Linked DNA regions of Homo sapiens: region 1 is linked to region 2. Evidence: chromatin contacts called from ENCODE Hi-C or POLR2A ChIA-PET data. All regions are on one chromosome and are shown on one strand. Each heading gives the region's core, a stretch centred on a gene start or an enhancer-like site at or near the end of the contact. The rest is flanking DNA. Distances are from core to core; before and after follow the strand shown.

Region 1 (4,027 bases), core at 167-2,666, 160 kb after region 2:
CCCAAATCTGTGTACACTCAAGCCCTGCAGCTGGCCCTTTGGAACCCACATATAAGAAAAGGCAGCCCTTGATATATGCAAGTTTTGCATCCCAAGAATACCAAATTTTTGATCCCCATTTAGTTGAAAATATGTGCGTATAAGTAGACCCTCGCAGTTCAAACCCATATTTTTCAAGGGTCAACTGTACTTTAATCTCCATGTTCATCAGCCAAATATACCATGCAATTGCAAAATTCCAAAATCAGTATTTCCTCCTGGGGAATTTCCTTAACATTTACTCTCATTCTTGTTGCCTAGATAAAACAAAACTATGAAGAATCTTAGAGAATCCTGTCTGGATAAAACACAATTAGATAATTTCAGATTGCATTTGAGTAATGATTAGACATTCTTTTCATTGCATAGTATTTTAATGTCTTTTATTGCTTCCATGGAAAATGTTATTTATATATGATTTTCCATATAGGCATATTCAGTGCTTTCTTAAATCAGCCATAAAAGTGAAACAGCCAGATAATTAAACACAAAGAACGATAGATGTTTGGATGGTTCTTAAATATCATATTTTAAATTTCATACATTTGTGATCAGTGTGATGATACTTTAAGGTCAATAAGAAACCATTTTCTGCTGGGTTTGGTGGTGCGTGCCTATAGTCTCAACCACTCAGTAGGCTGAAGTGGGAGGATTGCTCGAGACTATTTCTGGGCTGCAGTGATCTATGCCAATTGGGTGTCTGCATTAAGTTTTGCCTCTATATGATGACCTTCTGAGAGCTGGGTACTGGCCCAGTTTGGAGACGGAACTGGTCTAAACTCCTGTGCTGATTCATTGGTGCCATAGTGGCTGTGAATACTGAATTGCCACTGCCCCCCAGCCTGGGTAACATAGCAAGATGCCATCTCTGAAAATTATTTTTTTCTCAGAAAGAGAATACATTTCCCAGCCTTATCTGCTGCCTACCTCGTGCTGATCAGTAGTGCCATGGTCGCTGTGAAGAGTGAATTGCCACTGATCCGCAGACTGGGTAACATAGAAAGATGCCATCTCTGAAAATTATTTTTTTCTCAGAAAGAGAATATATTTCCCAGCCTTATCTGCTGTCTACTTCCTCAATTCTTCCCCCTCTCATGACAGCTGACAGCAAAGGCCCATGATTTAGGATCCTCTAAAATCCCACCTGGGAAATGACTTCTTGCTGACAGGAAATTTTCAGAGCTAAAATCATGTACAAAAAGCAATGGTTACTTTTTAGAATAATAGCTAAAATATAAAATACAGTAGAATCACTTTCATTGATTAATTTTTTGTTTGTTAGTTATTCACTCAACCTACAGCAATGACATAGCCAGAAACTCCCTGTTCTTAATGACGTAGTGGGTTCTCTGCCTGACAAAGGGCACCACTGTGCTTCAGGGCGCGGCTGCTGAATTCCTCTGGCTTTGGGTTCAAATTTCTGCTCTATTGTTTACTAGGTACATAACCTTGGGCAATTCACTTCACTTTTCTGTCTCCATTTTCTCTTTTGTAAACAGTGAATAATTCAGTAACTACTCAGGTTGCTGAAGCATTGAATGATATAGGCACATCAAGTGTTAGCATGGTGCCTCATATATGGTGGTTAATTATTACAAGTAAGATAATAACACTTGGTTACTGTACTTACTAGTGCTACTCTTTGACCACCTTGGGGGGAAAGAAAACCACTAAGATAATCCCCCTTATCATGAGCACTTCCTCTGTTGAAAAACTCAGTAGAATTCATCACAAAGAGGCCAGGATCAGATAAGAGGCCAGTCATAGTCTAGTCTTTGGCCACCTCTGAACTCCTCTGAACTCCCTTGAGCATGATATTTGCTGTACAGCCCTACACAGCAACCCTGGTAAACTGCGAATTTGTGGCAAAAAAAAAACCCAAAAAACAAAAAACATAGCATAACATTGTTGGCACAAATGTTTACATGTTGCCTTATCAAAATGTTGCCACCTGTAGGTCTTTAACGTTATTTTGAAAAATAACACTTTTAAATTTTTAGAGAAAATATCTGAAATGGCAGATTCAGCGTCATTCATGATCAATTTTAGTATTAGTGCATAGGGGAGCCCTGAGACTATTTTCCTCAATAGTTGAGTTTCCTCCATCATAGGTATGACTAAGGGAATAGAAAGATGAGAATTACTAGAAATTTAAAGGAGCGTTGTCAGTGAAAGTTATATAAATTGAATAAAAAATAGAGTGATATTAGTGATTCACCATTTAGATGGACTTTTTCTGCCAATTTAGGTCTTCCTTGCTATCCTGCCTCCACATTCCCTAATCCTAATACATGTTTGCTCATGCCTTTTGTGCTGTTGCCATAATAAGCAGCCCAACCCCAGCCCTTATCTGCAGGAAGGAAACTGGGGGTAGCAATAGCTGAACAAGAACCAAGTTGAACACAGCTATGAGCAACACAGATAAGCACAGGGACATGTCCCATATGCAGGATGGACTACATAATATGTGGGGCCCAGTGTAACATAAAAATGTGAGGCCCCTTATTAAAAAATGTTTTAGAACTTCGAGATGGTGACAGCCAATCATTAAATGAAGGATCAGGCTCTTTTAAGTATGGAACCCTGTGAAGATGCACAGGTTGGATGCCCATGCAGCTGGTCCTAGACATTTTTCCTTCCCTGTTACTGCTAGTCTTATCTGTACAGGAATGGCCTCTGGTGGTCCAGCCTTTTACCATGTCCATGGAAGTTTACCTTATTGTAAAACCAAGTAAGTATTCAGGTTTTAATGCCAGATACATGATCTAGCTAATGGTTTAGGATTAAATGATTCTTCTTTTCTAAAGCCTCAGAGACACACCTTTTAATCAACTGTCACCCCCGCATTGTCTGAAAACTAGACGTAGTGTATAACATATGAATGTATACAAAAGAAGAACCCTCAGGAGTTAATTCTCAGCATGCAATGGAAAATATAAATGGAAATACCATTGTAAGGCAAAAAAATTCAACAAGGGAACCATGAACTTCAGGTATATTATTTTAATTTGAATCAGTTATCTTAAAGACCCTATGAATATTTAAGCATTGTTTTTTTAAAGGCTACCGTACAGTGAGTTATACAAGTAAAACTGGAAAACTCTTGACATTCTTAATATTTGTGAGTTGCATGCCCCTCTGACAACCTGATGAAAGTCATAAAACTCATCCAGGTAAATATATGTTCCCATAAACACACACACACACACACACACACACACACACACGTGCTTCCCAAGCACCTTGAGATCTGTTCAGGAACTTGAGGCTAAACAAATCCTTGCTCTGAAACAAAGCTTCTGTTGCTGATCCTGAAGGACTCAAAGGGAGCTATTTTAAAACAGAAATAAAGATATAGATTTTATCTTATGGCTAAATGAAGTTAAATAAACAAGTTGGGGTCAGGTCATAAAGGATCATGCTAATGCTTTCTTTTCTTTTTTAGACGGAGTCTCACTCTGTCGCCCAGGCTGGAGTGCAGTGGCGCGATCTCGGCTCACTGCAAGCTCCGCCTCCTGGGTTCACGCCATTCTCCTGACTCAGCCTCCCGAGTAGCTGGGACTACAGGCGCCCGCCACCACGCCCGGCTAATTTTTTGTATTTTTAGTAGAGACGGGGTTTCACCGTGTTAGCCAGGATGGTCTCGATCTCCTGACCTCGTGATCTGCCCGTCTCGGCCTCCCAAATGCTGGGATTACAGGCGTGAGCCACCGCGACTGGCCAATGCTTTCTTAAAACATGTTTTGTGCAGAAGAATTTTAAATACAGACATCTCATTACACACCTAACTACGTCAGTATTCAGCTCTTAAAAATAAATGTATTTTCCTGCATAGCCAAAAGAATGATTTTTAATATCTAGCAAAATAAATAATTTCTTAATTTCATTTTAGACCCAGCCAAAATAAAATTTCTCCATTTTTTTCCTGTTTTGTCCAAAATCAAGATGCAATCTAGGATCATGCATTGCATCTAGCTATTATACCCCT
Region 2 (4,011 bases), core at 1,360-3,859:
GCAGGCATTTTGAAAAAATGTGAGCAAAAGAAAGCAATCTCTTTAGGAATGCTGCTGAGCAAGATCTTGTACTTTTTTTCAGCAGTAACCGATGGGAACAGATTTTTCTGGATTTCTCTGGAGTCATAATTAAGAGCCTTGCATCAAGGAAGTGATCATTCTGATGTGGTCCCATGAGGGAACATAAACATCATAGAACGTACCAGTTTAGGAGAAGACAGAATTAGAAAGCAAGAACCAAGAAACATCAGAAACAACCAGAGTGAGAGAATTCTCTCAGTCAAACCAGTTTCTCTACTTCTCTGTGAAGAGTTTAAAAGTTAATATCATGACTCCACTAATCTTAATTTTTTGTATACATATTTGTATCTACATAAAAAATACAAGAAAAATTATCCAGCTCTCAATCTATATTGCAACTCCTGCTTTTTGTTGCCTTTATATATGACTCTAAATTAAAGAACTCCTTTCAAATACACTCAGATATTTGGGTCAGGAGGACCTCTATTCATCATTATAGGCAAAATTTGGTTGTCCCTAGCAACCAGGTAAAAAATGGTACTCATAATGGAGTATTGCTAGAGGGAGGCTTGGTCAGCTTGGCTAGACATTCCTAGATATCACACTATGGCTAGCTAACACCAGAAAATACTTGGATCATTAGTATTTATGAGCCTGAGCCGCTCAACTTTTAAGAATAAATAAAGCTTCCTGCGTCTCTGTTGGAGAGCATTCTCTGACCATGGAAATGTGGTAGGTCCAAGAAGTGCAGACCAGGAATCTGGGAAAATCAGAATCTTAGGAGTGACCCTCACCAGTGAGGGATGAGATCTGGTGGATAAACACTCCAGCTTTCTTGCCATTGCTGGTACAGTACTGAAGAATGTTCTGTACAGCTTCTTAGAGAATCTCAGTGAGACTGAGCCTACATTCCCATAGTGGTAATTTGCTGATTAACAATATAAATATTAGCTATATTCACTTCCTTCCTTCTTTGTTTTACTTCCTTATTCTTTCACTGTTCTTCCTGGGATCACTGCCTAGATAAACCATTTGCATTTGGATTATTGTCTCAGAGTCTGCTAACCCAAACTAAGAAAACCACCTGATTTTTTCTACCTAATATACAGAAATATACTTAACTTATCCAAGTTAAAATAGATTTTTTAAAAAAATTTTTGGGCACATAGTAGGTATATATATTTATGGGGTACCTGAGATGTTTTGATAACAGGCATGCAATGTGAAATAAAGTAGATTTTAAGAGATTGTGTAAAGAGTTCTTGTCATGTTTTGTCTCTAGTGAGACTAGTATTTTGGGGAGTGTAATGGAATTGGGGAAAATATCTTGGAAAGATGTGGCAGTTATAGGACTTGATGGCTATTGACCAGGAGAATCTAATTTTCAACAACATTCCAAGGTGGGCACACCTATGGCACTTACTGTATGCTGGTGCTGTACTGTGTTCTTGCTGTGTGTATGGTAGTGTGTGAGTGTGTGTGTGTGTGTTTGTCTGTGTGATATGATGATGTGCTATGTTTGGACTATGTTTCTGGTCCAGAAAATTTGAGAAAAGTTTAGCACAATGAAGCCAGGAAAGTTTTATCACGCAGGTGACATCAAAATGTGCCTCTTAATGTTTATATTACACACAGTAAGCATTTAGATCACACTTTAAAGTTCACGTTGAAATTGAGGCCAGAATATTTGAGATTAAAATTCATAAGACCTTCCTCTTCTAAGATGTATATTCTTATGTGTTCATCTTCAAAGGAGACCCTATAATTTTACTTCAAACAAATACAGTGATTTAACTTAAAAAGCTGGGATAACGAGTGGTTAATAGGTTTTAGGAATTGTTTAAATATTTTTTATTGTGAATCCGTGTGCTTTAGAAACGTTTGCTCCAAGAACTCTTTCCTTAAAGAGAAGAGGAAAGCATTTGGAAAGCATTTAGGTGGTCTGAAGGACTTCTGGTAATAGTTACTGATACAGGTTGAAGCCGTATTTCCAAGCAAACTATTATAACGATTTGGCAATTGACCAGAAGATAAGAAACCTCTGGTTCATTCTAATTCTTCTATTTCCTGGAATTTCAAGACTCATTCCTTCTAATTCCACTCCAGGAAGTAGAATGATATTTTTAAAACTATCAATAATCCAAATTACCATGAAGAATCCCATTTTTAAAAGCAATTCCTTTCTCTAAACTAAGGAATCTGTTTCTTCATTTTTTTTTTCACTAAAATAAATTTTGGTCATTCCTTCTGATTTCACTGTTAAAGAACTAGCTATGAAATTTGCACAATTTCATACAAAATAAATTTAACAGCAGTAACATAAAAAAGTTATTTTTCCTACCTACATAAACAATTGTAGTTATATTCTTACATGATGTTGATCATAAGAGATAAGAACTAAAAAAAACCAAAACTAACTGGAACAAAAGATTTGATTAGAAATGACAGTTGTTTGAGGGTTTATTTTTGTAGGACAAAAGCTAGCATTTAATTGTTTATTTTACAGTTAGGGAGTTTACATTATGGAGGTATTCATATCTCCATTTCTTTCGTTGTGCTGTGACACACTTCCTGAATATTTCAAACCACTTTGTTTTGCAAGACTACTTTGCATTCTGAAGAGGTTTCCTGCTTAATTTAGTTCCGTCAACTGATTGCCATGGAAACTCTTGATATCCTTTCCTCTTCCTGGAATGAGACACTGGCTCTGTTTCAAATAGATCTTTTGGCACAGAAATAGAGTATGTTTCATAGAGCAAAATGTGCTGTCAATAAAAGAGGGTCCTTCAGAGGGATCTACTGAATGGACAGGAGCCACAAATACACACATCACTACTGAACAGAAAGGTAGTTGAACAATTAAAACCAGGTAGCAGCATAGTTCAAATCAAAACAAAGTGATGCCTAACCGACTTTTTAATTTTATTCACAAGTAAGTTGAAATCAATGCTTTACTGCATGCCAACTGAGCAAAATCAAAACAGAACAACCAATGATATATTACCCTAAAATTTTATGAGACTGAATCAATCTGAATTTCTCAAGGGCATCTCAAAGCAGATTAAATTGGTGAATGTGAACAGTTGTGCTGGAAAAATAATTTCTATAATTAACTATAACACAAAGATCTACCATTTTTCTTGCCATGGATTTTATTTTAAAAGTACATTTCTCAAGCAATAGTGACTGTAATAAATACATTGGGTCATCCTATTAAGCCCTCCACTTTGAAATGAGGATCATATTCTGGGTTTATTCTACTTATATTTAACAATTTTTAAATATGGAATTTGGAAAGTTAGAGCCAGTTACAATCATGAAAAAGAGAAGAATGATTATGTTTACAGTGTATTTACTACTTTACTTTGTGTATGGATCGCTGAGAAAAAAACTTCAATTGCATGACTATATATGCATGTGTGTTTACAACTGTTGTGGATGACCGTGTGTGTGTTTATGTATTGCATACAGACAGGTAGTTGTCAAAAGTACAGATTAATAGAAAAAGAAGTAGGTGTATATTGGGAGAAAGAGGAAATTCCTTTCTGATGACTCTCTGTAAATTCAAATATATGATAGCATCTTTAAAGTTAGAGTATCATGTGTTAATCTGTTATTTTTCATAATATTCAGGTTTTGCATATCCTTTGGAAAAAATGAGTGGAAGACAGCTATCTCCACCCAAACTTGTAGAGAGCTGTTTTCCTAAGACATTAAAAGTGAGAAGAGGCAAAATTTTGCTTCCTTGTAAACCTTGAATTTAGCAGCAGACACATAATGGTTTCTTTTGATGGCTTGAAGTTTGTCTATATAAAAATCATTGGTTATGATTTTGTTTTTTCTGATTGAGGTGGTAGGCACACATTATTTACTTTTCCCACAGTCAATTTACATCAAGAAAATATGTTGCCCTACAAAGTTTATTTACAATGAAAATTCACGTGCATGGAGAGTACTTCCTAAAAGGAATGCATATTTAGCAAATCTGGA

The links. A loop is a pair of places that touch in the nucleus more often than their neighbours do. ChIA-PET counts read pairs that join two places held with the same protein, here RNA polymerase II (POLR2A). Pooled maps may share reads with other maps.
Region 1: a pooled map shows a loop between it and region 2 (4-fold over the local background). The contact joins two enhancer-like sites. A Hi-C loop is called at or near these places in 1 of 50 pooled maps. POLR2A ChIA-PET finds 5 or more read pairs at or near these places in 2 of 52 experiments (GM12878 and activated CD4-positive, alpha-beta T cell).

Annotation. Positions count from the first base shown.
Region 1 is chr7:17,205,020-17,209,046 of GRCh38, forward strand. All of the region lies in intron 2 of LOC107986772 (a long non-coding RNA gene), which reads left to right. The region is part of intron 6 of LOC101927609 (a long non-coding RNA gene); the gene reads right to left. Among named protein-coding and RNA genes, the nearest start is that of AHR, 92 kb to the right of the region's middle. Within about 2 kb of position 1,417, at least 2 of the 41 ENCODE cell types and tissues checked have a DNase peak (open chromatin) inside an H3K27ac peak, as active enhancers do.
Region 2 is chr7:17,038,867-17,042,877 of GRCh38, forward strand. LOC124901595 (a long non-coding RNA gene) reads right to left here. Exons shown (of 4, transcript XR_007060239.1): 1 at 1-4,011. Among named protein-coding and RNA genes, the nearest start is that of AGR3, 160 kb to the left of the region's middle. Within about 2 kb of position 2,610, at least 5 of the 41 ENCODE cell types and tissues checked have a DNase peak (open chromatin) inside an H3K27ac peak, as active enhancers do.